3 separate regions of the Homo sapiens genome follow, and regions 1 and 3 are each linked to region 2. A link is a loop called in an ENCODE intact Hi-C map of the cell type or tissue named here. Cell type or tissue: A673. All regions are shown on one strand. Each heading gives the region's core, and the rest is flanking DNA. Links, peaks and the distances in the headings are about the cores only. Region 1 overlaps LCP1 (lymphocyte cytosolic protein 1). Region 2 has its middle 8.6 kb from the start of ERICH6B. Region 3 overlaps ZC3H13 (zinc finger CCCH-type containing 13).

Evidence for each region. A loop is a pair of places that touch in the nucleus more often than their neighbours do. Peaks named below come from ENCODE experiments on the same cell type or tissue, not always from the same donor. Only the 100,000 strongest peaks of a DNase experiment are listed, where the experiment ranks them.
Region 1: it touches region 2 in a loop (2.6-fold over the local background); 8 of 110 quality-filtered maps call a loop at or near these places.
Region 3: a loop joins it to region 2, with 3 times the contacts of the local background. A loop is called at or near these places in 5 of 110 quality-filtered maps.

The regions. Positions count from the first base shown.
Region 1 is chr13:46,155,908-46,166,656 of GRCh38, forward strand. It overlaps LCP1 (lymphocyte cytosolic protein 1), which reads right to left. Exons shown (of 16, transcript NM_002298.5): 2 at 3,692-3,779; 3 at 2,919-3,082; 4 at 2,615-2,744; 5 at 531-663. The coding sequence starts at 3,755. Among named protein-coding and RNA genes, the nearest start is that of LCP1, 21 kb to the right of the region's middle. In A673, for the core only: CTCF peaks have their summits at 4,761 (motif pointing left) and 4,961; a DNase peak (open chromatin) is centred at 4,754; H3K27ac peaks cover 1,428 bases.
Region 2 is chr13:45,618,937-45,629,685 of GRCh38, forward strand. No RefSeq gene overlaps it. Among named protein-coding and RNA genes, the nearest start is that of ERICH6B, 8.6 kb to the left of the region's middle. In A673, for the core only: CTCF peaks have their summits at 4,750 (motif pointing right) and 4,954; a DNase peak (open chromatin) is centred at 4,765; H3K27ac peaks cover 364 bases.
Region 3 is chr13:46,005,636-46,016,384 of GRCh38, forward strand. It overlaps ZC3H13 (zinc finger CCCH-type containing 13), which reads right to left. Exons shown (of 19, transcript NM_001330564.2): 6 at 5,780-5,919; 7 at 4,713-4,870. Among named protein-coding and RNA genes, the nearest start is that of ZC3H13, 42 kb to the right of the region's middle. In A673, for the core only: a CTCF peak has its summit at 4,724 (motif pointing left); a DNase peak (open chromatin) is centred at 4,726; H3K27ac peaks cover 3,478 bases.

The DNA of each region.
Region 1 (10,749 bases), core at 2,248-7,247, 540 kb after region 2:
TGAGCCACGCTCAGATGAAGCCAAGCAGCATATATTCCAAAAATATATAACCAGGAAAATTGTCCTCATTATAGAAGAGACTATCTATGTACTTCTGAGCTTACATAATGTCTACATTTCCGCTTGATGCCTGATCCAACTTTATACTTTAAACTTGTCATCAGATAAACTTTTTAATGTCCTTCTATAGTCATTATTTAATCAGTATTTTATAAGTTTCCCCCACTTAATTATCTAATACATTGATTAGACATCTAATGCTTTTGACTTGGTATAACTATATCTTCCATGTTTATCTCTATAATGTTTATCCCTCCTCTCCACTCAAGCAATAGCAATTTTACATTTCTCATTATAAATTGTTTTTGAATTTAGTTTGCTGTCCTGGACCTGGCCAAGTGAAAGTCCAGAAAAGCCTTCTAGGTGCAGCTGAGCACCAAACAAAGTTGGCCTACGATAAATAACGATTAATTGTTGATGGTCTAGAAAATGGGCAATTCTTTGGAAACCAAGAAAGAAGTATTATTTACCAAAGGACAATGCCATCTCCAACAGCATTAAAGAGATCATTCGTGTTTGGGTTCATTGGGATGACATGCCGACAATCAGGATCATTTTCCAGGGCTTTGTTTATCCAGTTGACAAAGGCATACTTTTCTTCCTCTGCAAGTAAATGATTAAAGTGACTCATTTGCAAAGTGAAACTCTATTATAAACAAAATTATGCATGTGGATCTTAAATTCTCATTCCCAGCAGAGAGATGTGAGTTTATTCAGTCCATTATCTTATCATCTCATATTTATTAAGATTTAAAAATCTCAGATCACTTGGGAAATAGGCATTGAGTCTGTGTACTCCAAGTCATAAAACATAGAGCAAACAGATTTAAAAACTATCTCTCTGTTTCTTTTCTTTTCTTTTTTTTTTTTTTGAGATGGAGTCTCACAGTGTCACCCAGGCTGGAGTGCAGTGGCGCGATCTCGGCTCACTGCAAGCTCTGCCTCCTGGTTCACGCCATTCTCCTGCCTCAGCCTCCCCCGTAGCTGGGACTACAGGCGCCCGCCACAACACCCAGCTAATTTTTTGTATTTTTAGTAGAGACGGGGTTTCATCGTGTTAGCCAGGATGGTCTCGATTTCCTGACCTCGTGATCTGCCCACCTCAGCCTCCCAAAGTGCTGGGATTGCAGGTGTGAGCCACCGCGCCCGGCCAAAACTATCTCTCTGTTCCTATATATACGCATAATCCAGATATATATTTACATTTAGAAGCAAATATATACATATGTTTATTTTCTATATATAAATACATAAATAATAAAAATATTTTATTTATATGTGCATGTATACATATATATATACACATATAAATACAAATGTGGTATAATGCTTACAGGACAAAACTCAGGATTCCGCTTTTAGCTCTGCTGGTTTAAATGTTGGATCACTGTGGACAATCCTTATTGTACCTCTGAGTTTCTTGATACAATTATAATTAAATTGCTATAAAATAAAATCATTTGGATATAATCTTTTTTTCCTAACAGTAAAGCTGCCAGAAGGTGATTTTTAGATGTTTTAATAAAAACTCAAGTTATGTCTTCACAGCCTAGCACTATGTTTCCCAAACTGACAGTTTTTGAAAACAGTAGTGTCCCTCAGAGAAATCCTGAGTCATAAAAGTTTGGGAAATACTGTGTAGTGAATGTATCTCCGCCTTAAAGATTCACATTGCACATTTGACCCAGCAAAGGTTCTGAAAATTCCTGTATTTAAAAACAAAAGGCCAAACGTTGTCTTAGCAACTATAGATGGTATTTAATCATGACTTATCTTTTTTTTTTTTTTTTTTTTTTTTGAGACAGAGTCTTGTTCTGTCGCCAGGCTGGAGTGCAATGGTGCAATCTCGGCTCACTGCAACCTCTGCCTCCTGGGCTCAAGCGATTCTCCTGTCTCAGCTTCCCGAGTCGATGAGATTACAGGCATGCGCCACTGCACCCAGTAGAACGGGGTTTCACCATGTTGCCCAGGCTAGTCTTTAACTCCTGACCTCAGGTGATCCACCCGCCTTGGCCTCCCAAAGTGCTGGGATTACACGCGTGAGCCACTGTGCCCGGCCTCATGAGTTTATCTTTAAGATCAACTAACGTTTTGAATAATTCAGTTTTGGAAATGTTGCAACAACTATACTGTTTGGCCTGTTGGAAGTTTCCATTATGGCTGTTGGATGGCAGCCTTCGGAATAAATTTACAAATTTATTCCAAATCAATGAAAACATAATTTTTTGATCACTTAGCAGGTGTTAAAAATTATCATGAAGTTTAAAGATAGAAGCTTGAGTAGCTAATTTTGTCCATAAGATTTAGAAAGGAATCTGGGCAGCCTTTAATGATTGTTTAAATGCTGATCAAATCATTTTGTATTGGACCCTACCCAGAGCTAGGACTGCTCCTATATTATGTACCCAGAACTGACCCACTTAGTCACAGGAAAATTGGGAGTCATCCATAAAGCTGTGTTTGCTTCTGTCTTTGTTTACATCCCTTAGGTTTGAATACCAAGTTTAGAATCTGTAATCCTGAAATCCTGCTCCAACCCAGGAGTTGAGCCTACCTGAATAGGAGTGTTGGGTGCCAACGCTAGACTGCTCTGAAGTACCACCGATTGCACAAATCCCTTCCTTCTTATTGATTGCTTTTCTAAAGGTCTTGGCAACATCTGTGCTTTTTAGGCCATGGAAAATCTGCAAAAATATAATGTATCTTTAGAAACTCAAGCAGTGATCAAGAAAATCACAAAGGAAAGAATATGTAATGTCGAAGCAAGGAGGTAAGGAATGTCTTTCTGGATATTTTTTAAAACAGAATTCAAGTTCCAAGTTTCAAATGTGTCTCCTTGTATTCTGCATGGTACTCACCTTGATAAACTCATCAAAGCTGATCCTTCCATCTTGGTCCAGATCACCTGTAGCCATCAGGTTTTCTGTAATTTCTCGTACTCTATACCCAGGCAAAGGCAAGCAAGCAGCCTTGAACAAGTCATTCAACTCATTGAAGCTGATGTATCCATTGCCATCAGTATCTGTAATGTACACAATATACTGAAGCTTCAGGACGATTCAGGCAACAGCTTTTAGAGAGGTGAGGGAAGACTAGATGGAAGGTGAAGGGACGAGAGAGGCTATCATTCAGACATTAAGGCATGATCCCAGGGAAGAGTCAGAATCTCACAAGATGACTGTTGCTACTGAATAGGGGCACCAGCATTACTTTCAACATCCACAGTAAAAGAGTCATAATTTCTATAAGGTACCTCTGTTTCCACAAAGAACTCTTATAGAAACTCTTAAGGAAACCACAGGTTTAGTGATAAAGAGTAAGAGAAAGTATGTGATGGTATTAAAATCAAGGAAACAGCAAAACAGAAGACAAGATATAAAAGATGAGACTTACAAACCATTTCCAGGAACAAACTATGTAAGAGTAGAGTCCATATTCCATGTTTTGATAGAGAAAGTCATTTTATTGAAGCATATTTTTCAAAAATAAGTTCTCCCAGCTCCTCTAAACAAATACTACTGGTTTCTTGTCATCTCTGAAATTTTGCTCATGTTCCCATTTCATTGAATCTACCCTGAAGCTACTCAGTGAAGAAGAGAATGATGCAATTTGGGGTACCAGGTCTACTCACCAACTTTGGCAAAAGCTTCTCTGAGCTCCATCATTTCCTCATCGGACACTGATCCTCTGGCCATTTTTTATTGCTTTAGGTAACAGATCTGGAGAGAAGAAGAACATAAGGGATAACTTTTGTGCATTTGAATTCTTAAAATACCACATTAAGAAGCAATTCCCATTTATTACATGAAGAAATATTCTTCTGCATCCCCCATGATTTAGAACTATCTTTCCAAAATGTAAGTCAGAAATACGCTTTTTCTCAATCCTCCATGTGGTGGTCTCCAAAGATGGCTCTCAACAATTTCTTCCCTCTCGGTCTATACAGACTGCTCCTCACATCAAGAGGTAGAGCTTATTTCCCTCCCCTAGAATCTGGGCTGGTTTTTTAACTGCTTTGACCATTAGAGGGTGGTAGAAATGATGTCTGGGGCTGGAAACTTCTGCTTCCTTCTTTTTGGAATGCTCATTCTTAGGATGCTCCCTCTTGGTACCCAATTTCCATGACATGAGACATTTAAGCCACATAAATAAAGAAGCCAATGAAGGAGAACTGGGTGCACTGGTTAACAAACCTGCTGAGATCCCATCTGACAGCCAGCATCAATGCCAGCAACCTGAGAGGGCCATTTTGGGCTTTCTGGCCCATTTGAGCTCCTAGATGACCACATTCCCAGCCAACATCACATTAAGCAGAAGAATCGCCCAGCTGTGCTCAGTCAACCAAAAGAACAGAGAAGACAAAACGAGTGATGTCTTAAGTCACTACGTTTTAGAGTAGTTACCCAGCAATAAGCAACTAAAACACTTCACTTTTACATAAATGTCTTTTTTAAGAGGTATCTTCGTGTTCATATTTAAAATTAGTATTTGACCAAGCCAACAGATACAGTTTATAACTTCAAAGGAAGTTAATCAAAATTCTCCATATTATTTAGGGATGAACAAAGGGAAGCTGACCCTCTCATAATTCAGCTATGGGAATCTGAGGCGCTTTCTAGGTGTTTTCTTCTCAGAAAAGCGACAGTCTTGCTGAGAAACAGTGCTTGAGTAATTTCCCTTTTCCTGTGCATCACTGCTGCCCTCTAGTGGGTGAGAAGAAAATAAAACAGAAAATGGATGATAATCTCCATGCCCCTAGCTAATCCACACCAGCATGTTTCAAATCGGAGACCCACTGAAGTTTGTTGAACTTACTGGTGCAGAGGGGATAAGTGGAGTGGGAGTGTGGGGGTTGGGGTGTTTCTAAGCATAGTTATATTTTGGATAGTTCAGGGAAGTTATCGATTTAAAAAAAAATTTGTGACAGGATGTTGTTTTCAGTAGATTTCTTTTTTATATTTTCATATTATTCTATAGTGCTGTATTTGTTCTTGATGGCCACCAACAACCACACCAAACAGAAAACAGTCTTAATTAACATCAAAACCTGTAGGCCAAAAATGCATTACACTCAATTTTGCAAATCCATATCCATTATCCAACAAATTACCATCCTGCCACATACATATATCAGTGGTTTCAAACTTTTGTTCCACCAAGCAACCCTTTGTTGACAGAAACCTTACATGTAAACCTTACATGTAAGCAAACAAATAAAAATAACAACTCTGAGAGTCTTTGGTTGAAAAAACCCAAATGTACCCCTGCCCCTGCTATCTTATCTCCTTGTCACCTTCATCTGTGGGAACTCCAGGGAGCATGATTTGAAAATCATAGAATTATATATGTCTTCATTTAAATTTAAATGTATTCATTAAAAATATATTTTTGATATCAATAAAAATTTTATTTTATTATTGTCTTACATATCTAAGAAAGTATTGGTACATTGGATCTTTTAAAGGATGACAGAAACTGTCGAGGGGTTAATTGTATTAAAAATACAATCTCACTAACACATCACAATAACCCTAAGAGACAGGCACTGGCTATCTGGCTTTCTTGTCATCTCTCTCTCTCCCTCCCTCTCGTCCTTTTTTCTTTCCTTCTTCCTTCCTTGTTTCCTACCTTCCTTCCTTCCTCTCTTTCTTTTTCAGAATGCCTTTTTCCAAAAATAATTTGAGCTAAGTTACAAAGATATATCCAAACCCAAGAGTTAAACCAACTAAATGATGTAATTGATAAGAAAGAAAGCGTAACTGAAATAAGATGATGGTCGGGAGGAACTCTAATACTTAAAATACATGCCTAAGACCCCGCATGTTTTGCTACAAGTAGGCTGAAAATCTATCTCCAAGTTCTCTAGAAGCTAAGGCAAAAAGGAAAGTATCATCGGTTATACAATTCACTATCTATGAGACAAACCAATTTTCTTAGGGCAGCAGATCTGATGTCTGACAGCAAAATCTTCACACAGGCTTTAAGAAGAGGCCATTTGTGGGATGGGGTAAACACAGGTTTTGTGTTTCTTACAATGTCCTTCAATATAGGCTGATGGCATAGGTATGTATATTCTCATTGTATAGATCAGAAAACAGTATCTCAGAGAAGTTAAGATACAGATCTCAAATCACTCAGCTGGGTGGAGAAGCAGCCAAAACTCCAATCCCCAAGTCTTTTCTCCTCTCCCAGGCTGTCTACTCGGGTTCTCTGCCTTCATGTTCCTGTTAGACACACATCCCATCCATCCATTTATTCACTAAACAATGAGTTCTCCCTCTCCCTCCCCCTCCCCCTCCCTCCCCCTCCCCCTCCCTCTCCCGTCTCCCTCAACCCACGGTCTCCCTCTCCCTCTCTTTCCACGTTCTCCCTCTGATGCCGAGCAGAAGCTGGACTGTACTGCTGCCGTATGGGCTCACTGCAACCTCCCTGCCTGATTCTCCTGCCTCAGCCTGCCAAGTGCCTGCGATTGCAGGCGCGCGCCTCCAGGCCTGACTCGTTTTCGTATTTTTTTGGTGGAGACGGGGTTTCGCTGTGTTGGCCGGGCTGGTCTCCAGCTCCTAACCGTGAGTGATCTGCCAGCCTCGGCCTCCGGAGGTGCTGGGATTGCAGGCGGAGTCTCGTTCACTCAGTGCTCAATGTTGCCCAGGCTGGAGTGCAGTGGCGTGATCTCGGCTAGCTACAACCTCCACCTCCCAGCCGCCTGCCTTGGCCTCCCAAAGTGCCGAGATTGCAGCCTCTGCCCAGCCGCCACCCCTTCCGGGAAGTGAGGAGCGTCTCTGCCTGGCCGCCCATCGTCTGAGATGTGGGGAGCGCCTCTGCCCCGCCGCCCCGTCTGGGATGTGAGGAGCGCCTCTGCCCGGCCGCGACCCCGTCTGGGAGGTGAGGAGCGTCTCTGCACGGCTGCCCCGTCTGAGAAGTGAGGAGCCCCTCCGCCCGGCAGCCGCCCTGTCTGAAAAGTGAGGCGCCCCTCCGCCTGGCAGCCACCCCGTCTGGGAAGTGAGGAGCGTCTCCAGCCGGCAGCCGCCCCGTCGGGGAGGGAGGTGGGGGGCAGCCCCCGCCCGGCCAGCCGCCCCGTCCGGGAGGGAGGTGGGGGGCGCCTCTGCCCTGCCGCCCCTTCTGAGAAGTGAGGAGCCCCTCTGCCCGGCCGCCACCCCGTCTGGGAGGTGTACCCAACAGCTCATTGAGAACGGGCCAGGATGACAATGGCGGTTTTGTGGAACAGAAAAGGGGGAAATGTGGGGAAAAGATAGAGAAATCAGATTGTTGCTGTGTCTGTGTAGAAAGAAGTAGACATAGGAGGCTCCATTTTGTTCTGTATTAAGAAAAATTCTTCTGCCTTGGGATGCTGTTAATCTATAACCTTACCCCCAACCCCGTGCTCTCTGAAACATGTGCTGTGTCCACTCAGGGTTAAATGGATTAAGGGCGGTGCCAGATGTGCTTTGTTAAACAGATGCTTGAAGGCAGCATGCTCGTTAAGAGTCATCACCACTCCCTAATCTCAAGTACCCAGGGACACAAACACTGCGGAAGGCCGCAGGGTCCTCTGCCTAGGAAAACCAGACACCTTTGTTCACTTGTTTATCTGCTGACCTTCCCTCCACTATTGTCCTGTGACCCTGCCAAATCCCCCTCTGCGAGAAACACCCAAGAATGATCAATTAAAAAAAAAAAAAAAAAAACAATGAGTTATTAAGTATATGGACTATGGATAGCCCCATGGGAGATTTTTAAAACTACAATATAGTGAGCTTGTCCAGTCATTCTAGTAGAAAGCTTTTGCTTTCCTGTGCTCAGAAATCAAGGCTTCTGTTTTAAGGAATTAGTATAGAACTTTGTATTAATATACTTTGCTAAATCCTTGTGACTAACTTGGCTTAGGTCTCTTCTATACCCTCTACCATATCCACATATGCATGAATAGAAGGCTCTCCAGCTCTCCGGCTGTCCAGCCCTTCATGTTTTTAAATGTCTTAAGACCTCTTGGTTCATAGGTGTTTATGGGATTATAAGATACATTCATTCATTTAACAAATATTTTATGAATGCCTACTATAAGCCAGGTGCTATTCTTCATTTTAGGTAAGCACGTCTATATTGACCCAGTTAGTTATCCTGAAAGCATGGAACAATGTCAAAGGTAAGGAGGACAAACAAGATCTCTGACTCTAAACCTGGCCTTATCCCTTGACACAAGAATGTTAGATTTTAGAGCGCTATCAGCAGCTAGCGATAAATATAAGTAGAAGCAGAGAACAAGACTACATTCTAAGTGTCACAAGTAGGGCCAATGAAGAAACAAAACAATTACAGTGTTGGGTAAAAAAAGAAAATCTAAAAAATATCTAAAGATCATGGTATAATGGGAAATTTTTTTTACCATAAAAATTGCAGTGGCCCATTCATTTAAAAGACATAGAAAGTACATGTATTTTAAAATCATATTATTTTTAAACCACAGCAGGTAGGTCAAGATGAAAAGCCTTGAGCATCTGTAACAATATTTTTCTACGAGATTTATGAGTGGAGAGGATAAACTCAGAGAAGTCAAACAGCAAGAACACCTTTAAATTTAAAAAATCCAAAATGCTTCAGTGATTTAACAGCAAATGCAAAAGAGAAGTGGATTAACTTAGTTTAAAAGGTAAAGTGGAGAAGGGATAATCAGCAACTGACATTGCTGTGATACTGTTTGTTGTTGTTGGGCAGAAACATGAATAGATATCTGGAGAGAGTCCCTTTTACCATCAGCATGAGCAGCATATCCTGGAAACACAACCTAACTTTTGGAGACAGAAGGAACCTCATAAATAATTTATTACAATGTCCTCATTTTATAAATAAGGAAACTGAAGTTCTAATGAGAAGAAATGTTTTATCCATGTACAAATTCTCAAGGCAATGCCAGGCTGGAGCTTGTAAATGCAGGTGCTGATGAGCAGAGCAGGAAAAGGATGGAGTTACCATTAAAAGGGCCCCTAAGGTCCATAACTGAGCAGAGACCTTTAAGTAATTAAACTGAATGTGCAAAGGGCAGTAATTTCACAAAGCAAAGCAGCAGGAAGAGGACATAATTAGTGTAAAAACAGGCAGACCAGATCATTTTTAAGAAAGACATTGAGCCAGGTGCAGTGGCTCATGCCTGTGATCCCAACATGTTGGGAGGCCGAGGTGCACGGATTGCTTTGAGCTTAGGTGTTCGAGACCAGCCTGGGCAACATGGTGAAACCCCATCTCTACCAAAAATACAAAAATTATCTAGGTGTGGTGGTGCATGCCTGTGATCCCAGCTACTCGGGAGGCTGAGGTGGGAGGATCACTTGAACCCAGGAAGCGGAGGTTGCAGTGAACTGAGATCATGCCACTGCACTCCAACCTGGGTGACAGAGCGAGACCCCATTTCAAAAACAAAAAAAAAACAAAAATGCACCCATTTTAATTCACGCATATTTGAAAATATGGGTTATGATAATATTATAAGATTAATAAGTAATATAAGTAAGATTAGTTGGTGATGGCTTTAGTTTGCAAATTACTGGCACCATATAGGCAGCAAACTATACAGATACTGCTGCAGTAATGGGCATGCTGAGGCATCTGGAGCTTAAAAGGAGGGGCTAAAGAAAGCATGTATCTTCCAAGGTATAAGTGAGTGGTTTCTTCAGCTCTGCCCGACTGCTCCTGCATTGAGTGTGGCCCTTTTTAATGACTACATCATCTAAATATGCCCTGCCACAAACCATTTTCAGGTCTTCTGCAAATCCGTGGTCAATCTGGGAAATCCCCTTCTGAATTACTGCCCAAATCAAAAATCTATTATAAAAAGACAACTCATTCATCAAGGTCACGTCTGGGCTGCTAGTTTTTTGTGTGAGTGCATGTGAGAGCACTTAAATTTATTAAATCAATAGTTGTAGAATCTCAAGACGTTGGCCAAAAAAAAAGCATTGGTTGTTCATTTTAAAAAATTATATTATTTTTAAAACCTTAAGAAAAAAAAAGCCCCACCTCAAACTGCAAAAGCCACAAAGCCTGTTCATTTCTTAAATCAGTGAGTTTTGAGTTTCTGCTTAAAGGGTGCTGGTATTTCCCAAGTCAGTAGCGAAGGGAATTTCTGAGGATGAGTTATCATAAAAGTACCTGAACTTAAGTTCTCTAAAGTCTGAATATAGAAACAATTTGTGGGAGTTTACTCTTGAACACAGTGCTGCAGAATTTACAGAAGAAAAAACATCCTCTAAAGTAAATGTAAAAATGTAAATGGAATTTTCTCTGGGGAGTTTCATAACTGATAATTAAAAGCAGAAAGGCTAGAAAAGGTGACCTGTCTAGAGAGAGATGCTCAAGGGGTGGAATCATTTCTGAAAGATGGTAGTGCTGGGCTAGTCAGTATTTTGATTCAATATACTGATGCTGAATCATATAACCTGCCAGGATCAGGGAGGCATCTGTGACCTGGTATCACCTTGCCAAGGGACTCTTTTGAATGTGCCCCACTTTTCCTGCAACTTGATTCAGTAGTTAAAGTCAAACCGGACACTCAGGACTCAAGTTCCTAGCTCTGCCTCAATAAATTTCAGTACATTTCCAGAGGGGAAATTATACAACTTCCAAACATCTCAAGAACAATCAGTAATCCAAAAGAACACATCATCTAGAATAACATTAATATTGTAAGCTTTAGCA
Region 2 (10,749 bases), core at 1,853-6,852:
GAATGGTACCAGCTCATCTTTGTACCTTTGGTAGAATTCGGCTGTGAATCCATGTGGTCCTGGGCTTTTTCTGGTTGGTAGGCTATTAATTACTGCCTCAATTTCAGAACCTGTTGTTGGTCTATTCCAGCGTTCGACTTCTTCCTGATTTAGTCTTGGGAGGGTGTATGTGTCCAGGAATTTATCCATTTCTTCTAGATTTTCTAGTTTATTTGTGTAGAGGTGTTTATAGTATTCTCTGATGGTAGTTTGTATTTCTGTGGGATCAGTGGTGATCTCCCATTTATTGTGTCCGTTTGATTCTTCTTTCTTTTCTTCTTTACTGGTCTGGATAGTGGTCTATCTATTTTGTTAATCTTTTCAAAAAATCAGCTCCTGGATTCACTGATTTTTTTTGAAGGGTTTTTCGTATCTCTATCTCCTTCAGTTCTGCTCTGATCTTAGTTATTTCTTGTCTTCTGCTAGCTTTTGTATTTGTTTGCTCTTGCTTCTCTAATTCTTTTAATTTTGATGTTAGGGTGTCGATGTTAGATCTTTCCTGCTTTCTCCTGTGGGCATTTAGTGCTCTAAATTTTATCTCAAAACACTGCTTTAGCTATGTCCCAGAGATTTTGGTATGTTGTGTCTTTGTTCTCATTGGTTTCAAAGAACTTATTTATTTTTGCCCTTATTTTGTCATTTATCCAGTAGTTATTCAGGAGCAGGTTGTTCACTTTCCATGCAGTTGTGCGGTTTTGAGTGAGTTTCTTCATCCTCAGTTCTAGTTTGATTGCACTGTGGTCTGAGAGACTGTTTGTTATGATTTCCGTTCTTTTGCATTTGCTGCAGAGTGTTTTGCTTCCAATTATGTGGTTGATTTTAGAGTAAATGCTATGTAGTGCTGAGAGGAATGCATATTCTGTTGATTTGGAGTGGAGAGTTCTGTAGATGTCTATTAGGTCTGCTTGGTCCAGACCTGAGTTTAAGTCCTAAATGTCTCTGTTAATTTTCTGTCTGGTTGATCTAATATTGACAGTTGTGTGTTAATGTCTCCCACTATTATTGTGTGGGAGTCTAAGTCTCTTTGTAGGTCTCTAAGAACTTGCTTTGTGAATCTGGGTGCTCCTGTATTTGGTGCATATATATTTAAGATAGTTAGCTCTTCTTGTTGCATTGATCCCTTTACCATTATGTAATGAATGCCCTTCTTTGTCTTTTTTGATCTTTGTTGGTTTAAAATCTGTTTTATCACAGACTAGGACTGCAACCCTTGTTTTTTTTTTTTTTTTTTTTTGCTGTCCATTTGCTTGGTAAATCTTCCTCCATCGCTTTATTTTGAGCCTATGTGTGTTCTTTGAATGTGAGATGGGTCTCCTGAATACAGCACACCAATGGGTCTTGACTCTTCATCCGATTTGCCAGTCTGGGCCTTTAAATTGGAGGATTTAGCCCATTTACATTTAAGGTTAATATTGTTATGTGTGAATCTGATCCTGTCATTGTGATGCTAGCTGGTTATTTTGCCCATTTTTTGATGCATTTTCTTCATAGTGTTGATAGTCTTTACATTTTGGTATGTTTGTGCAGTGGCTGGTACCAGTTTTTGTTTTCCATATTTAGTGCTTCCTTCAGGGGCTCTTGTGAGGGAGGCTTGGTGGTGACAAAATCCCTCAGCATTTGCTTGTCTGTGAAGGATCTTATTTTTCCTTCACTTATGAAGCTTAGTTTGGCTGGATATGAAATTCTGGGTTGAAAATTATTTTCTTTAAGAATGTTGAATATTGGCCCCCACTCTCTTCTGGCTTGTAGGGTTTCTGCAGAGAGATCAGCTGTTAGTCTGATGGGCTTCCCTTTGTAGGTAACCTGACCTTTCTCTCTGGCTGTCCTTAACATTTTTTCCTTCATTTCAACTTTGGTGAATCTGATGATTAGGTGTCTTGGGGTTGCTCTTCTCGAGGAGTATCTTTGTGGTTTCCTGAATTTGAATGTTGGCTTGTCTTTCTAGGTTGGGGAAGTTCTCCTAGATAATATCCTAAGGTGTGTTTTCCAACTTGGTTCCAATCTCCCCATCGTTTTCAGGGACACCAATCAAACGTAGGTTTGGACTTTTCACATAATCCCATATTTCTTGGAAGCTTTGTTTGTTCCTTTTCATTCTTTTTTCTCTAAACTTGTCTTCATGCTTTATTTCATTAAGTTGATCTTCAATCTCTGATATAATTTCTTCTGCTTGATTGATTTGCCTGTTGATACTTGTGTATGCTTCACGAAGTTCTCATGGTATGTTTTTCAGCTCCATCAGATCATTTATGTTCTTCTTTAAACTGGTTATTCTAGTTAGCAATTCCTCTAACTTTTATCAAGGTTCTTAGCTTCCTTGCATTGGGTTAGAACATGCTTCTTTAGCTCGGAGGAGTTTGTTATTACCTACCTTCTGAAGCCTACCTCTGTCAATTTGTCAAACTCATTCTCTGTCCAGTTTTGTTCCCTGGCTGGCAAGGAGTTGTGATTCTTGGATCACAACTTGGATGAGAAGAAGCATTCTAATTTCTGGAATTTTCAGCATTTTTGCCCTGGTTTTTCCTCATCTTTGTGGATTTATCTACCTTTGGTCTTCTCTGTTGGTGACTTTCGGATTGAGTTTTTGTGTGGATGTCCTTTTTGTTGATGTTGATGCTATTGCTTTCTGTTTGTTAGTTTTGCTTCTAACAGTCAGGCCCCTCCTCTGCAGGTCTGCTGGAGTTTGCTGGAGGTCCAGTCTGGGCTCTGTTTGTCTGGGTATTATCAGTGGAGGCTGCAGAACAGCAAAGGTTGCTGCTTGCTCCTATCTCTGGAAGCTTCGTCCCAGAGAGGCACCTGCCAGATGGCAGCTGGAGCTCTCCTGTGTGAGGTGTCTGTCAACCTCTGCTGGGAGGTGTCTCCCTGTCAGGAGGCATGGGGGTCAGGGACCCACTTGAGGAGGGAGTCTGTCCCTTTGCAGAGCTCGAGTGCTGTGCTGCAAGATCCGCTGCTCTTTTCAGAGCCGGCAGGCAGGAACGTTTAAGTTTGCTGCAGCTGCGCCCACAGCCGCCCCTTCCTCCAGGTGCTCTCTCCCAGGAAGACAAGAGTTTTGTCTATAAGCCCCTGACTGGGGCTGCCGCCTTTCTTTCAGAGATGCCCTGCCCAGAGAGGAGGAATCTAGAGAGGAAGTTTGGCTACAGCAGCTTTGTGGTGCTGTGGTGGGCTCCTCCCAGTCTGAACTTCAAGGTGGCTTTGTTTACATTCTGAGGGGAAAACCTGCCTACTCAAGCCTCAGTAATAGTGGATGCCCCTCCCCCGACCAAGCTCCAGCATCCCAGGTTGACTTCAGACTGCTGTGCTGGCAGCGAGGATTTCAAGCCAATGGATCTTAGCTTGCTGAGCTCCATGGGGGTGGGATCCTCTGAGCTAGACCACTTGGCTCCCTGGCTTCAGCCCCCTTTCCAGGGCAGTGAATGGTTCTCTCTTGCTGGCATTCCAGGTGCCACTGGGTTATGAAAAAAACCTCCTGCAGCTAGCTTGGTGTCTTTCCAAACGGCAGCCCAGTTTTGTGCTTGAAACCCAGGGTCCTGGTGGTGTAGGCACCTGAGGGAATTTTCTGATCTGTGGATTGTGAAGACCGTGGGAAAAGCATAGTATCTGGGCCAGAATGCACTGTTCCTCACGGCACAGTCCCTCAGGGCTTCCCTTGGCTAGGGGAGGGAGTTCCCTGACCCCTTGTGCTTCCCAGTTGAGGTGATGCCACACCCTGCTTCGGCTTGCCCTCCGTGGGCTGCATCCACTGTATAACCAATGAGATGAACCAGGTATCTCAGTTGGAAATGCAGAAATCACCCACCTTCTGCGTTGGTCTTGATGGGAGCTGCAGACCAGAGCTGTTCCTATTTGGCCTACTTGCTTGGGAATCCCTGCAGTTTCTTTTCCCATTCTAAATAAATATTCACTTTTGCAACTAAATTCATACTTATGATTTTATATTATTTTTCTTGAAGAGGGTCCATCAAATTGTATAAGCTCCAGGTGTTCACAAAACCTGAAGAATCATGAGTACCCTGCACCTACCAGGTATATGTTAGTGGGTTTTTAAACATTGTTTCTTGGTGACCTGTGCCAGGATCTTGGGAGGGGGGTGGGAATGCTTCCAAAAAAGGGAAGTTCAGTGGAAGAGATGTGGGACACAGAGAACCCAAGGCTGCTCTGCTTGGTGATCCCATAGGAGCTAAGCAAGTGGAAGGTGACCAGATGATGATCTCTGACTTTCCCCCTCCTCCTCCTGATGTGGAGAAAGTTGGAGAAAACAGAAGAGAGGCCAAGTCCATACCAGTATCAGAGGGTATGGGGAGGAATGTAGGAGGAACAGGAAGACAGAGGTCCTATGAAGTGTCCAAAGAACTCTTTAGACCACACCCCAAGGATCTCTTGAGCACAAAGGAAGAATTTGAGGCTGGGTTATGACAACAAGCTTTGCTGGTGATGGGGATGAGAAACTTGTCAAAGACTACTTTTGAAAGCTACACCTCTCAATTATACTCGGGGCAATGCCAAGGGCTGGCTTGGGGAAACTTCTATAGCCCCCTATAATCTTTATCGACCTCACCTGAATCTAAAAAGTGTATTTGTTGTGCAAACACAGCTTCAGGACAACTTTCCTAGCCCATCACTTCCAACAGTCCATTGGACCTAAATCCCTGTCACACAGACACTTCCATGTCCACTCGCTGGTGACTGGAGTCTTGGTTGTTGTCATGATAAGGTCTTCCACAAGATGGTGCTCTTAAGTTTTGTTTTTAAATTTTTTTTTTGTTGATAGATTGATTACTATGTCGATATTTTATTGAACACCTACTTTGTGGTAGCATTGTTCTAGGAGGTGTTATAGATACAAGCTAAGCAAAACAGACTAAATTTCTGTTTTCAAAAAATTTTAAAAAGTTGTGATTTTTATGCTCTCAAGGTGAAACTGAACAGTGATGTAAGTGTCCCCATTTATGTTGCTGATATTATGCTACATTTCCGACAGTTGCACATTTTTCTTTCTCTAGACTGATGTGGCCTGGAGGAACTATAGATTCTTTTATTATTTGGCTGGGGAAAGAATTACCTTTTATCTGTCTGTGTAAGCTACCTTTTGAGATCCATCCTTTCGCCAGGGAAACACCAAATCTTAATTTGAATAATTCCAAATTGTTGCTAAACACCAGCTGATCATTCTAGGGTCTCAGCTTTGGGTTTGCCTGACATCTGAGTAAATTCATGGCTCCTTTTAAAGAAAAATTCTGATAGGTCTTTCAGGTATCCCAGTGACCTGCCTTCAAGTAAGGGTGAGATGGACTTTGATCTGGGTGAGAATTTATCAGACTCTTTTGCTTTCATAAAAAAAAAGTTGGTCCTGCTATTTGACCATCTACCCCAGAGAACGCATACAAAGAGTTCATCCTTGCCAAAGGCAAATTTGAAATCACAATTGCAAGAGACAGGCCTGAGGTCCATGTGAACTGCCCATTCCTTCAGGTTCAGTAAGCTCTACGCTTGTTCCAAGTTAGATTCCCGAAGGCAACATCTTTCAGGACATTTACTATACTAGCTTGGCTGCTTCCAGAAATGCCTTTACTTAGCTATGATTGAAGAGTATGCCCTTGATTTTTATTGCAGGCTAATATAAAAATGGTCTTAAAACAAATGTTTCTATACTTTCGGCAAAAAGATCTGTTAAAGCCATCCACCTTACAATTCCATGTTTTTAGTGTAAGGATTCACAAGAACCCCAGATTTATATCTAACCACCTGCTCGACTTGACATTTCTACTTGGATGTCCTGTAGGCATATCACATCTAATGGGGCCCAAACTGAACTCCTGATCTTCCCCCAATGATCTGCTTCTCCTTCAGTCTTTGTTATTCAGTAAACAGCAGCTCCACTGCTCAGACCAAGCAACCCACAACCATCTCGAGTCCTCTTTCTCTCTCTCCGCACGTGCAACCTATTATCAAGCCCTGTTGCCTCGAGCACAGTCCAGAATCGAATGGTTTCTCATTACCTTCTCTGGACTGGGACCTGTCACAAGTTTCCTAACTGACCCCTCTGCTTCTGCCCTTTGTTCCCCTACATCCATGCTCAACATAGCAGCCAGAACCATCCTTTAAAATGCGTCTGGTGCTAACACTTCTCCACTCAAAATCTTCCCGTGACTTTCCATCTTCTTGGGAGGAAAATCCCCAAGGTCTCCACTTCCCGTCCTTCCCTGCCCCACCCCTGACTTGATGTCCTCATCATCTGTTCCTGATTCATGTTGCCAAGCCACACTGGTCTCCTGTGCCCCCATCTCTGGGCCTGGGCACTTGCTTTTCCTTCTGTCTGGAAGACTCTTCCCTAGATATCCACACAACTGCTGCCTCTTCCCCTCTGCGACTCTCCTCAAATGTCACCTTCTCAATGGGGGGTTTCCTAAACCCCATGTATTGAAACTGTATATAGGAGGCTGTATGAAAACTGCAGCCCCTCTCTGAGCTCTCTCTTTTCTCCCATCCAGCTTTACTTTTTTTCTACAGCACTTACACTCTCTGACCCATGATGTATTCTATTTATTGTCTGTCTTGTCCGACTGGAACGTGAGCTCCCTGGAGGTAGGGATTTTTATCTGTTCTGTTTTGTTCACTTCTGTATTCCAAAACCTACTTAGAACAGTGCCTGAGACATAGTAGGTTCTCAATACATATTTATCGAATGTATAATTAAATTCTCATGGAATTTAGTGTCAGGAGAAAAAAGATATTTCATGTTAAAGCTGCATGTCCTCAGGAAATATAATTGATGTGATACATTTTGTAATTTATTTTTGGTTTTACTACTAGGAAGCTCAAAGTCAAATATAGGAGGAATTAGAATTATGGTTTTGTCCATGGTCTCTAGCTTAGTCATCTTCTTCCTTTATATGGTGGATGGGTTTTTCTTTGGCGATGGAGTTTCACTGTGTCATCCACGCTGGAGTGTGGTGGCTATTCACAGGTGTGATCATAGTGCACCACAGCCCTGAACTGCTGGGCTCAAGTGATCCTCCAGCCTCAACCTCCCAAGTAGCTGGGACTACAAGTACATGCCACTGCACCCAGCTCTCTGTGGTTTTTATTACCCTCCCTTTCCTTTTAACTTTCATTTGAACAGCTTCGTGCATAGGTATATCCTCAGGTAGTATTCATGGACCTTTTAGGTTTCCTATAAATATTTGTCAAGTGAATGCATTGCAAGCCATTTTAATTTCTTCTGGATATAAGTGGGAGATATATATATATTTATATATATAAATAATACGTTATTAATGATCTATGATATAACTAAAAAAAAGCAATGGGCTAGAAAGGAGTAGAAGGTTATTAGGGGAGGGGAGGTCGATGGGAAAGAAGCTTTCCTTGTGATTTACGGCTGGGGTGAGTATAAGATTTGTCATCCAGCCTGGGACCCTTATGGCAGTGAAGATATGAATAATTTTGCTCAGACAATAGGCATGAACTGGGACCATTCCCAGTGGGAATGTGATAACTAGGCAAACATCTGTCAAACTAGGACAAATGGCAAAAGTTTCCAATAGGAGTTTAATAACGTTTTAGCAGTTCCAAAGGTTTCCAATAGGAGTTTAATAACCTTTAACAAAGGTTATGGTTTACCAATAACAGTACAAATGTATTCTCACTTTTTAATCTTAGTCAAGAGTTTATTTAACCTTTCTTATTACCAAACCTTACTCAAGACTCATTTACAACTCAGAATAGAATTTTTAAAACATTCATTAGTTAGGCTGAAGTTCAGAAAAGTAAGACTAAGTAAAACGGTTTTCATTGCCAGGACGAAACAAAAGCCACCGTGAGGTGCCACCAGCACTGAATAGAGATATGTTCCTCTACATTAGAAAAGAGTTTCAAAAGCAGATTAACTTTTGTTGTTGTTTCTTTTCTCAGCATTGACTTTGGCAGAGCATTTTTAAAACCTGGTAAAGAGGAAGCAGTGAAAAGCAATAGAATCAAAGGGGACAAACAGAAGGATACCAAATAGAGTTACTCCCTGGAGCTCAGAGAAATTCTGCTGATTTCCACAGGCAGCACTCCCACCCTGAGTTCCTGGGTGCACTTTGAGCTAGGTCTGGTGTTTGCCTACCCCTGAATCAAGGGGGAAGTGAGCTGACCTCACTTCTCTTCCTGCCTTCTGTTGCTCCTTCATTTCCAAAGCCAGGCTTTCTCTCCTCTTCAGCCACTGGCCTCGAAATGACTCATTCAAAGGCCAATTCCTTAGGTTGCTGGTAGTAATAAGAGACCCCAGAGCCTAACTGAAGTTTCCAGAGATAACATCTATTGCTTTCTAGCATCTGCCTGTTACACTGTGGAGCCAAATGAGGTTAGGCTGATAGCAATTTATTTTTCACAAAACCAAGCTGATGGCTTCTCTTTACCTCATATTGTTCCAATGACTGCAAACAGACTTGGGGAAAATCCATTTTAACATTGGTCCAGATATTACAGTTTGGTAGAATACTCTAAAGTTGCCAGGGGCACCTTTTTTCTTTACAAAGCAGGGTACTACCTTTATCTTCTTTTAGAGCCCAGGCACGGGGATGGGACAGGGGGCTTGCTTTAACCCTTATCAGGGTCTTACTCGTACTAGGTTCTGTGCATCATGTCCTGCTTAGTGGTAAGGCTTCTCAATTCTTAGTCTCATTTGGATTTCCATCTTCTCATTTTAAGAATGAATGGCTCTGACAATAGAAACTCAGATAACTTTTTTCTAAAGAACAACAGGGGCAAACTAGTTTTTGAAAATCCTGTCTTTTCATATATTGATAGTCAGTGTTTCCTCCCCCAGGGCAGTGCTTCCTTTGGTCCTTCTGTAATTGAAGAATGAAAGAACACCCTCCAGGATGAATAGTTCCCTTATGTGTCTTCAAGCTCTTTGCCTCATCCAGCCATAAGAAGTTGTACCCCAGGGTAACCGAGGCTAGGGATTATCTACAGGCCCAGAAATATAAGAAGAACAAACAGATCAGCACATTGCTATCTTGGCTTTACTGTACAGAGCCCTTAACCACATTTGAGAGTGTCATAAGAAAAAAATAATCCCTGAATAGTTAAAAAGAAAAACAAAGAGAAAGAAATCAAACACCATGTGGATCTCTCTCTTTGGTTGTACAGCAGATCTAATTCTGCTGTACGTGGTGGCTCATATAGAAGTTTTTTTTTCCTTCTTGTGTTATATCCTGCCTAGAAAATTTAAATCTCTTAATAAGCTAAAGGGTAAAGAGGTGTGCTTCAAGTTCCTTTACCTTATTTTTAGCAGGGTGATCAGCTTGCATTTGTGACACTCACAAGCTGTATGTGCCTTTGTAGGGAGCCAAGCACAATATGTTCCTTGTGGATTGGAGGGACTGAGCTTCAGTCAAGCACCCTACTGTGGGGGTCACTGACTGAGTCCCTTGAACAAGGCAGATAAATGCCAACCACAAGAACACTGCTTCTCTGGAAGCAAACTCGGGGGATGTCTGGTCTGAAGCAAGCTCAGCGGTTGTCCCAGCCCAAGAGCCCTCTGCTACCACCCTGGATGGACCAAGCCCCTTCTTAGACATAGATGACCCCATAGCTTCCAAGGAAAATCCTGAGCTGCCCCAATGCTGGTGGCAATTGGTAGCAAGCCTTCTTTACAGTTCTTCCTGGATCCCGTTGGAGAATCTCCCTGGAAACTGATGGAAGGAACCTCTTATGGTGCACTTATTTGCCGCAGGGTTTCTTGTTCTCTGCTCGTATAGTGATTTGGGGTAGAGGTAAACTTTGTATCATCAGCATTTAAGGATGATCAGATTTAACTGTATCCAGGGATTGAAAGAATTTTTCAAAGCTTTTCTCCCCTGGCCACACTGAGCAAAGAGAACATTGTCTTTTAGGAATCAAGAAACATTTTGCATCTCAAGGCAAAGCTTTGCTGTAATAAAAAGATGATATGAGCTGCCAGTTAGCTCAGGCTGCTTTTGGATGTAAGGTCTGTGAGGCATAAGCAGAGTGCTTCTAAATTGAGGGCAGGTTCATTGCAGGGTGTGAGCATGGATCTGAGGGCAGTGTTCTCAAGGCAGGGATAAACGGAAGGCTCCGTGGAATCTGGCCGCTCCATTTGTCTACACTCTCACTTGGTTCAGCCAGGCGGATGATGAGCCACAGTGTAAAATAAAGAGACTTTGAATTATTATCGCAAAATGTGAACAGTTTTTATAACCTGTTCTAGGGGATGATGAACTCATCAAGGGAAGAAAGTTGCCTGGCTCCAAGAGAGCAGAACTGTGATTGGATGCCTGCGTTCCAGTGATTATAGTTCCTTTTGATGCAGTTAGGATTGGGAGCGAAGGTCAGAGTGGGTATTTCAGTAGATATATGAGAGTGGATTTTGGATATAAATTATGCAACACTGGAAGTTCAACACAGATACAAACTGAGCAGCTCCTTCTTGGTGTTTGGGGATTTATGACTGATTTGTGGTCTGCTTATGAATGGGAATAGGTCGCCCTTCAGTTATGAAAGTATTTTTCACGTTAGGATGCTCATAATTAATTAGGGGTTCATGTGGTGGGGTCAGGATGGGAATGCTTCGTGTTTTGACCCCCTAAAGCTGTGTTCCTGCCAACAAAGCCTCAGTGATAGATTTCTTTCATAGTTCACAAAGGAATTATTAGCTCTTGTCTCTGAGTACCGCAGGAAGCACTTTTAATGGCTCCATTTAAG
Region 3 (10,749 bases), core at 1,948-6,947, 390 kb after region 2:
CATACCACCACAACTGGCTAAATTTCATATTTTTGTAGAGACAGGGTTTTATCACGTTATCCAGGCTGGTCTCAAACTCTTGGGCTCAAGTGATCTGTCCACCTCAGACCACTGCATCTGTCCTATTCTATGATTTTCCATTTGAACTCTTTTCTCTTTTAAAATATTGTTGTTCAGGCTGGGCGACGTGGCTCATACCTGTAATCCCAGCACTTTGAAAGGCCAAGGTGGGCGGATCGTGAGGCGGTCAGGAGTTCGAGACCAGCATGACCAACATGGTGAAACCCCGCCTCTACTAAAAATACAAAAATTAGCCAGGTGTGGTGGCGCACGCCTGTAATCCCAGCTACTCAGGAGGCTGAGGCAGAAGAACCGCTTGAACCCAGGAGGCAGATGTTGCAGTGAGCTGACTGCACACCAGCCTGGGTGACAGAGTGGGACTCTGTCCCAAAAAAAAAAAAAAAAGTTGTTCAACCTGGCACCAACCAGATCGATAAACTGGCTCATCTGATCTTGTAGCCCCCACCAAGGAACTGACTCAGCACAAGAAGACAGCTTCGACTCCCTCGGATTTCATCTCTGACTTGACCAGTCAGCACTCCTGGCTTACTGGCTTCCCCCAGTCTCCCTGCTGCCCCGCCACCAAGTTGTCCTCTAAAACTCTGATCCCCAAATGCTCAGGGAGATTGATTAATAAAACTCCAGTCTCCTGCAAAAATATAAAATAAAATAAAATAAAATAAAAATATAGTTGTTCACAGTTTTTTTCCCATAATCAACTGCTTTTGTCTTCTAAATACAATATCCTCACAAATTGCACTAAACTTATAAATGAATTTATAATTTAAGTTTGTTCCTGTTTACTGTATTAACGTTTCTGTGTAAGCCATCTGCTCAGAGTGTTCAGTCTGGTACTAGGTTTGCAAGTAACCCTTTTCATACATCTGGTGAGTTTTCACTATCTACTAATCTCACTATCTACTGATATTTATAAATGAAGACCTAAGCCTAAAATCCTAGAACTTATTTCCTATCATGCTGAATTCTCAGAATTCTCAAGTCCCAAGAGTTCTTAGCCATATATATATATGAGATAGTATCTACCTCAAAATTGCTGGCAATATTTTAAAAGCACTTGACTCATAGCATTGAGAAAATGTAGCTCTCTTAGTCCTCATCCCTATGTCTTATTATCACTCATAGCGTTAACCATGTAAACAAGTAGGAAATTACTAAAATATGACGACTAAATCTAGTTTTCATCCTTGTCTTCTGCCAACAACTATATTAGCCACATATCTCATTGCATATTCATGAGATGACTCAATCTTCTTATGCACCCTAACAGATATGTGATAAATATCTGTATTTCTGGATACTTTTCTACTTTAAAGATAAAAACGGATCAATAATTAGCATCTGTATCAAAATTATCTTTTAAAATTTCATGATTAAACAACAAAGGAATTCTTGACACAAACTATTTTTACATTATCACCTGTGACAGAGACTAGCAGGGGGTTTACCAAACTTTTCTTCTGAGCACAGTGGTAAACCATACTATCTACACTTTCTTGAAATTAAGCATGGCCAAGTGACCAAGACCTGGCCAAAGGAACGTGAGTGGAAATGATGTATACCACCTCCAGGCCCAAATTTCAAAGGGCTCTCATATGCCAGGCAATTGTAAACTATAGAGCTAAATAACTGCAATACTCAATTTCCGTTTTTCTTTGTACATCCCGTTCTTTGGTTTCCTTGAAAACCCAAGAAAGTGGAATCATGGTCAGAAGGAGCCTGGGTTACTCAATCTCCATATATAGGACAGCCATCTGTCAATCAGAAACACTCATTTTGACTTTACGTGAGAAATAACCTTCTGTTGTGTTAAACCACCGACATTTTGGGACTTGGCTATAATCACAATCTGGACTATTCTAATATACTTACTAAAGTACAGCATTTCTTCACATTACCATCAAAATTATATGTGGTTAGAAAACACAATTACGTTACAGTGCTTTCCAACTGAAGAGGCCAAAACTGGTTTTGTGTATTCTGAAATCACCAAGATCTTCAACATTTAAAAAGTCAACTAATTGTTGTTTCAGTGGCACAGAGCCTACTTCAGACTTGTGGCAAAGAGCCCACCTGTTTACTTTTATCAGTTTTTAATCTTTTCTCTCTCTCTTCAAAACTATTGTTTTAGATTAGCTTTTGACATACTTAATATTCTCTGTACAAAGAGCTATAAAGAAAAATTCACCTAATAAAAACTAAGATTAAAAGTGCAGATGGACAGAATAGGTAATATATTTATGATTTTAGATTATACCATATCTCATATATCAGGACAAATCTTACTATCAGACTATATCTCAAAATAAATGTCAAACAAAGAAAAATGCCAGCTTTCAGGGAAAAGTGTAAGTTTTAATTTGTCAGTAATTATATCTTTCCATTCAATATGATAACCTAGTAAGACCACCAAGAAATTTGTTTACCTGATTATCACACCTCAGTTGGCTGACACTGGTTAAAATACTCCACTGAGTTTTAACTGAAATTCTAATCCTTACATGTGCTTAGTATGTTCTGAGTTGATAGTATGATCCAGCAATAAAATTAAAAGATGATTACTTGACACACTCTAGGAAATGTAAACTGCATAAATGTTATACTCCAAAAAAAAAAAAAGAAAAGAAATGCTATACTCAATTAAATGTTTTCTTTGTATTTTTAATATACTGTTTTTCCAGGTCCTTTTGCTTTTATTATTAAATTAACGGTGCATCGTAAAGTCAACAACATAGTAGAATATAAGAAATACAGTAATTAAACCAGTGTGAATGATTATTCATGACAAATATTTATAATAGGATGTGTTACTAATAAAGAAGCAAAAGAGATTGTATGTAAAAGATGAAACTAACCCTTTGTCTAAATAGTTATCAAAACTTTCTATGAAAAGATTAAGTTTCAAATATTCTATAAACAGAACAGATAAGACAAGGAAGAAAGGGTATTTCTAGTATGCAGTTTATTGGGGAAATGAATAGAATTGAGGGAAAGTTACATAGCTGGTTAGCCAAGAGGATAAGAGCAAGTGAAGTGGAGCGTATCACTCTCTGTTCATTCAACTTCTTCAATATACCTTTGCAATATTTACTCAATTGCATGAACAAAGGATAGGATCAACTCAACTTTACTGAGCGCCTTATTAAAATGCAAAGTTCTATGCCAAGTAGGCAATATGAGGGAGAGGATCAACTCAACTTTACTAAGTGCCTTATTACAATGCAAAGTTCTATGTCAAGTAGGCACTATGAGAAGACAGAACTATGAATAACCAAGATCCCAATCTTCAAGGAGCTTAAATTTAATAAAGGTTATAAAACATAAGTCACAGCTGAAATATAATGCAACAGGCAATTATTATCAACATGGAGGTATAAGCAAAATCTGATAGGTACCTAAAGGGAACAGAACTTATGTTCCATAAAGAGAAATGGGAAAACTTAAAATTTGAGCTAGAGATTGAAGAATTGAGATAGAAGGGGGTAGATAGGAGGAAGCTGGACAAAAACTACTGACAAGAAAGAAAAGACCAAAGTGTAAATGTCATTCTAAGGAATCTGAATTTCATTCTACAGAATGAAAAACCACTGAGTTTTTCAATGGTATAATAAATTAATTGGAATTGTCCTTTTAAGATTTCTCTGACAGCATCTACAAAATAAATGGGTTGAGGTAGCTGAATGAAAATGTTCACCTGTGTGGGTGGTGGGTAGAAACTACATAAAGTCAATATAGTTAGTGATATAATAATCTAGGCAAAAAGTTAAGTAGAGTCTGAAATAGGGTTAGTTTCTAGGAACTAGAAGGAGGGAGATAAATATGAGTTTCATTACAGGTTCAAATAGACAGGGCTTGTTAACTGATTAAATCTTAGGTAGAAGATATTTTTAGTTCATTTTTTTTAAGATAAAATTAGGGTATGGACTTTAATTAAAATAAAATATAAATAGTTCAGAGTGACCTTAAATGAAAATGTATCTTCTCCTTATTCTTAGTCCCTGAATATAATCATTTCTATTTTTACTTCTTCAACTGGCTTCTACAGTAATTCTAAGTTATAAAGAATTCAATCTCTTGATAATATATACTGAAAGACAAAAATTTTTTGTGTATAATTTGTAGCAGTTTAAAAATCGGAAACAACATAAATGTTCCACAGAAAAGCAGACAAATTTATAATATAAATACTAAGATGAATGAACTAAGGTTATATGTATCAATATAAACATAAAAAATGTTGAGTGAAAAAGCAATGTGCAGAAGGTTATGATATATCCCTATTACAATAGATGAAAGCAATACTATACATTGCAGAACACATATTAGTTAAAGTATAAACACATGCACAAGTATCATAAACACCAGATTTAAGAGAGGAACAGGAAATGTATCTTGTATTTTTATTTCTTAAAAAATAAAAAGCTCTGAAGCATATGTGGATGTTACACAGATGTTTGTTTTATTGTTCTCTATAATTGTCTTTTTAATTGAAACATTTCAAATTTCTTTTTAGAACAAAAAAGCTTACATTAAATATAAAATGTACTAAAAGTACCCTTTTATAACCTACTAATTCTTTTTAGTATCACTTCAGAAAAAGCTATTTTCTCGATACTATTTATCACCCTACTGACCTCTGCTGGTCCAACAGGGGAGAAGATACTGCAGATGTCTTCCTATCTTTCTTGCTAGCTGAAGACGACTTCGGGCTTGATTTTCGCTTCGGAGATTTGCTAGACTTTCTTAGAGAAGGTGACGGGGACAATTTTGATCTAACCACTTCTGGTGAAACCTTTAAAAAAATTCAGTAAGTCAATTCAGAAATTCCTCCACTTATGGTACAACAAGACTTACAGTATTTTAGAATCACACCAAACTTCAGATTAAAATTAAATATTATTGCCGGGTGCAGTGGTTCACACCTGTAATCCCAGTTTCTCGAGAGGCTGAGGTGAAAGGATTGCTTGAGGTGAGGAGTTTGAGATCAGCCTGGATAACATAAAAAAAACCCTATCTCTTATACAAAAAAAAAAAAGCCAGGCATGGAAGGTGCCTATGGTCTCAGCTATTAGGGAGGCTGAGATGGGAGGATCCCTTGAGCCCAGGAGTTCAAGGCTGCAGTGAGTGCCACTGCACTCCAGCCTGGGTAATAGAGAAAGATCTCATCCCTACAAAAAAAGTTTGAAATAAAAATAAAAATAATAAAATTATAATAACCACTATCTGTTGATATTAGTCTGACTCCTGAATCCATGATTTTAAGCAATATAACTGTCCTAACATATACCAGTTTCAATAAAGTAAATTAAAATCATAAAATTTCAAAATCTCCTCAGAAAAATCATAAATTATATTTAAATTAACTGTATCTTCACTTTTTAGAAAAGAAACAAGGCATTCTAGAAATAGCATGGGCCTGAAACAGACATAGGCAGATTCAAACCCCATGTTACATTAGCTGGTGACTCTAGGCAACAAACTCTTAGCTTTGCTCACCTATTCAATAACATAAATATTTGCTACTTATCTAATAGAATAATGTGAAAATTAAATGAATATATATGGAGTAGTACATATACAGTGGGTTGATCAATATATCAGTATACTAATATAATTTAAGATGTAGCAAGAAGCTGAGTTATCTGATCAATACAAATGCTGCTATTAAGTACTAACATATTTATTGCAATAAATAGCATACCTCCTTTTTAATGATAATTTCTTCTCTCTTCTCCATGTTTTCTTGTTCCAGCTTCATTAATTCCCTCTGTATCTTCTGACGCTTCATTTCCAATGACAATTCATGAACATAATCATAATTAATATCTCCATTGTCAGAATCTTTAAAATAAAATTGCATTACTGTTAGAAACTAGCATAATTATCTATGCCAAAAATCATACAGACTTTTTTCAACTAATTTCTTACACAAATCTAAATAGCAGAGTCTTTCATCAGGATCACATACTTCTAAAAGATAAAAGAAATAGATACCATTTCTATAAAGGATTAAAATCACCATGGTTGATTTCTTCATGAAAAGCCAAATATTTTGGAAGTTTCTGGGTTTTCTGGAAACAATTTTGGGTTGTTTGGAAGTTGGGTTTTTTGTTAGGAGATGGAATTTTAAAAGACAAAATGCACTCAGCTGAATTTCTAAGCCTTAAAGATACCAAAGCCTTCAATATTTCATGCTGTATACGATGCGACTCATTATCTCCTTGATTTTCCTAAAGATACGCTACTAAAATACATCATACAAAGTGAGGTTATATTACGTGTGCAACATTGCTTCCATAGGCTTTTCAGTTTTAAAATTTGTGAGACAAATGATTAATATCTAAAACTAAAGTAATTTTAGTACTAATGTGTACATAAACTAATTTTTAAAGGATTTATGACATTTTCTTTACAAGTGATTTGTACTATTTCCTTAGATCACAACTGTCCGTCTCAACGGATCTGATGCCATATTTCTATTTCCATTTATATTTTCTGATGAAAAGCTATGAAGATTGGTTAAAAAATCAAGAGTGGTGTGTAGATCTATTTCATTAAAATACATAGAAGTTGCTGGCACTAGCACCCAAACCCATCACGCTCATTTGCCATAAATGCCCAGGAGCCTAGAGGTGGGAATTTCATTGACCACGATGGACTTGACTGACCACAAACTGAGGTGCCTTCTCAAGATATACTTCTAGCACTTTAGATCATATCTTAACCTTGGGAAAAGAAATAAAATGAAGAACTAAAAAAACAACAAACATAAGAAGTCCTACTTGACTGCTTAAAACCCAAGAAAATGAACATCACTGTTATATATTGCTCAAATGCATTAGAATGACAACTATCCATTCATGCTTGGGGACTGAGAGGGTAACTATATATATTCACTACCTGTGTGACTAAGCTTGATTACTCATCTTATGTTGGAGTACAATGACAATTTCTCAGTAAATATATGAAATAGGCTAAAGCATGTTTTTCAGTCAGAAAGCAATTACTAAATATTTAATTAAGGGCAAGTAGTTTTCACTAGATAAAATGAAGACACTGAATTTAATTAAGTGAATACTAGCTATCTCCAGTTATTATTTTGTACTCTATTGAGATACTTTACATCAGTGAATAATAGGAGTCAATGTTCTGGTTTGATTATGTTCCTAAATTCAATAAAATTCCATAACCAAATACCCAGGTAAAACAACGGAAAGAGTAGTTAATTGAGAAGAATGATTAACAGTGTTTCTGACGGTACTGTATTATCAGTAAGGCACTGCCAATCTAAAAATTCGCAACTGGAAATATCACCAATACAGAACACATAAAAGAAAGAAGAAGCTGGCTTTCAGTTCTCAATTTTCAACTATCCAACCAAGGGGGAGAGGCCTGAGCAGTTAAAATATATGTGTAAGTCAGCCAGGCGCAGTGGCTCACGCCTGTAAGCTCAGCACTTTGGGAGGCCGAGGAGGGCGGATCATCAGGTCAAGAAATCGAGACCATCCTGGCCAACACGGTGAAACCCCGTCTCTACTAAAAATACAAAAATTAGCTGGGCGAGGTGGCGCGTGCCTAGAGTCCCAGCTACTCAGGAGTCAGAGGCAGGAGAATTGCTTGAACCCGGGAGACGGAGGTTGCAGTAAGCTGACATCGTGCCACTGCACTCCAGCCTGACAACAGAGCAAGACTTCGTCTCAAAAAAAAAAAAACAAAATAAATAAAAAGTCTAGTCAATGTAGTAAATATAACTAATATAGTTTGCTCAGAAGAAAAGCTCTCAGGTCTTTATTCTGAAGGTGCTTATTTTACGCATATAATAAAAACTCAGATATTTTCCTAACCTGTAAGAGATGGACTACAAGATAGGCACATTGCAACTGACAGTATTTTGACAACAAAAGAAAAAACAGGAAGTACAAAATACAGGATGGAATTCAAAAACAAGAGTCTGAAGCCAGTTAATAAATTTAGAAAATGTCTCTCATGTAGCTTCAGGTTATCACTACAATTTTGCCTTATAAAAATTGATTCACATAAATGATTGTTAAGTCATCAGAAAAATATCAAGTATAATTAGAAAGGTATATTTAACAAGGTAGATATTTTTAAGAATATACAACAGAAAAATATATGCAACACATAAGAAAAGGTTAAGATTCTTTCTATATAAAGAATTCTTACTAATTAACAGAACAGGTAAAGGACATTACAAGGCAATTCACAAAGAGAAAGAAATGAAGAAAGTATACACATATTTTTTCATGTATTCAGGAGCCATTTTTTCTAATTATAATATTAATTGTTGGTAAAGGTACAAATAAAGGACATACTCATTCTCTGGCAGTAGCAATGCAAACTAGTACATCTATCTTGTAAAATTATTTGTCAATATGGGTAAAAGCCTTAAGAACATCAATACATAACTTTAATTTTAATACAGCAACTTTTTTTAAAATTTATTTATTTTACTTTAAGTTCTGGGATACATGTGCTGAATGTGCAGGTTTGTAACATAGGTATACATGTGCCATGGTGGTTTGTACCTATAGGTACAGGTTGATGTACCTATCAACCTGTCATCTAGGTTTTAAGCCCTGCATGCATTAAGTACTTGTCCTAATGCTCTCCCTCCCCTCACCCCCCATCCCCACAACAGGCCCTGGTGTGTGATGTTCCCCTCTCTGTGTTGATCAGCAACTTCCAGTAATTTATTGTATAAAAATAATCATAGATATATAAAAGGTTTATGTATAAGGATTAAAAACTATAAATACTTGTGAATTGCCTTGTTACATCATGCTAATTATATTTAACCTTTTTCCAATGAGTTAGTATCATTTATGTGTATCAGTTTTTAACCTCAAGCTGTCTGAGACGTTTTCTAAATTCATTAACTGATTTCAGACACTTGTTTTTGAATTCCATTCTATATTTTGTACTTTGCCTTTATGATACATTCTCATTGCTAAAGTCTTAAATAATTCTGAATACACAGAGTAAAATATGAAATTTCCCTTATATTCCTCCTACAGCCATCCTTACTCCAGTGATAACACTGCTAACAGTTTAGTGTCATATGCATGAAAATAATGTTTTACATTTTTCCCTTTAACATTCAACACTGCCCTATAAACAAGATCTTTCCAAGTCATAGAGTTCAACTATCTTCATTTTAACGTCTGCAAAGCATTTCATTAATATGATCATACTTTATCGTAGCTTACTTAAAAGAGTTTCCTTCTTAAAGACAGATGAACTGTTTCCAGTATTTTGCTGTTAAAAACAAGACTTATATGAACATTTTGATATATACTTTGGTTCAAGTGCAAGTATTTTTCTATGACATTATTTCTCAGACTACATTGCTAGACTGAAAATAAGTATAATTTCTATTTCTAATAACACCAAACTGTACTCCAAAACTCCTTTACCAATGTAAACCCCCACTTGAAAACATTAATGTTCTTCATTTCTGCCAAACGAATGGGTGAGTAATCATATCTCTTTATTTTCATCAGTATTTCCCTGCAGTAAGATTGAGCATTTATTGGCCAGTTCTATTTCTCCTGTGAGTTACCTATCTGATACATATATATTTTTACTCATTTTTTAACTAGGCCGTCTTTTTCTTATGTATTTGTAGAAACTCATTATATGTCTATATAGTATCTTTACTAATGCTTACACGTTACACATGTCAAGTATTTTCTTTTACCATTTCATCTGTTTTTAACTTCTGCATTTAGTTACACAGAAACTCCTAGTTTTATGTAATCAAATGTTTGTGGCTTCTGGGTTTTATGCCCTATTTAAGGAGGATGTACTAACCTCCAAGATTACCAAAATATTTTCACACATTCTACTGCAATGATACTTTTACTTTTTATGTTACTTCATTGGTCCTTAAGAACACATGATGAACAAATACAAGAAGTTTAAGGAACCAAATAAAAACCACAGACTTCGGAGTGGGGCCTGGAAATACAAAGAGTAACCAGATAATCAAAAGTTTTATAGGCGTAGTTAGAATTTGTACTTGCTCCTGAAGGCAATGGGAAATTAGGGAATTTGAAACAGGAAAATAAAATGAACATTCAATTTATTCTTTTAAAAGACTGTTCTGCAACTCATAGAGTGGGAGAAAACACTAACAATATATTTATATATCTGATAAAAATCTCATATCCAGAAAACATAAAGAATTCCTCTAATTAACAAGAAAAAAAAAACAGGTAACACAATAGCAGAACGGCAGACATTTGGAACAGACACTTCACAAAATAGGGTGTACAATGGTCAGTGAACATGTGAAAAAGTTTTCAACTTCATTAGGAGAATGCAAACTAAAACCACAGTAAGATACTACTACAAAATTTTAGAACAGCTATGATGAAAAAGGCAAAAACACCGTATGGTTAACTGGAACAACCATTTTTGATCTGAAATTATCTACTAAAGAGGAACACATTCACACTCCACAGCCCAGCAATTCCACTTCGAACCATAAACTCAAGAGAAATTGATATGTGTCTGTACATGTTTACCAAAAAATATGTTTAAGAATAGTAATAGCACCTTATTATGCATAATAGCACCAAACTGGGAATTACTTGAATGTTCATCAACAGTAGACTAAATTATGGCATATTCATACAATAAAACACTATA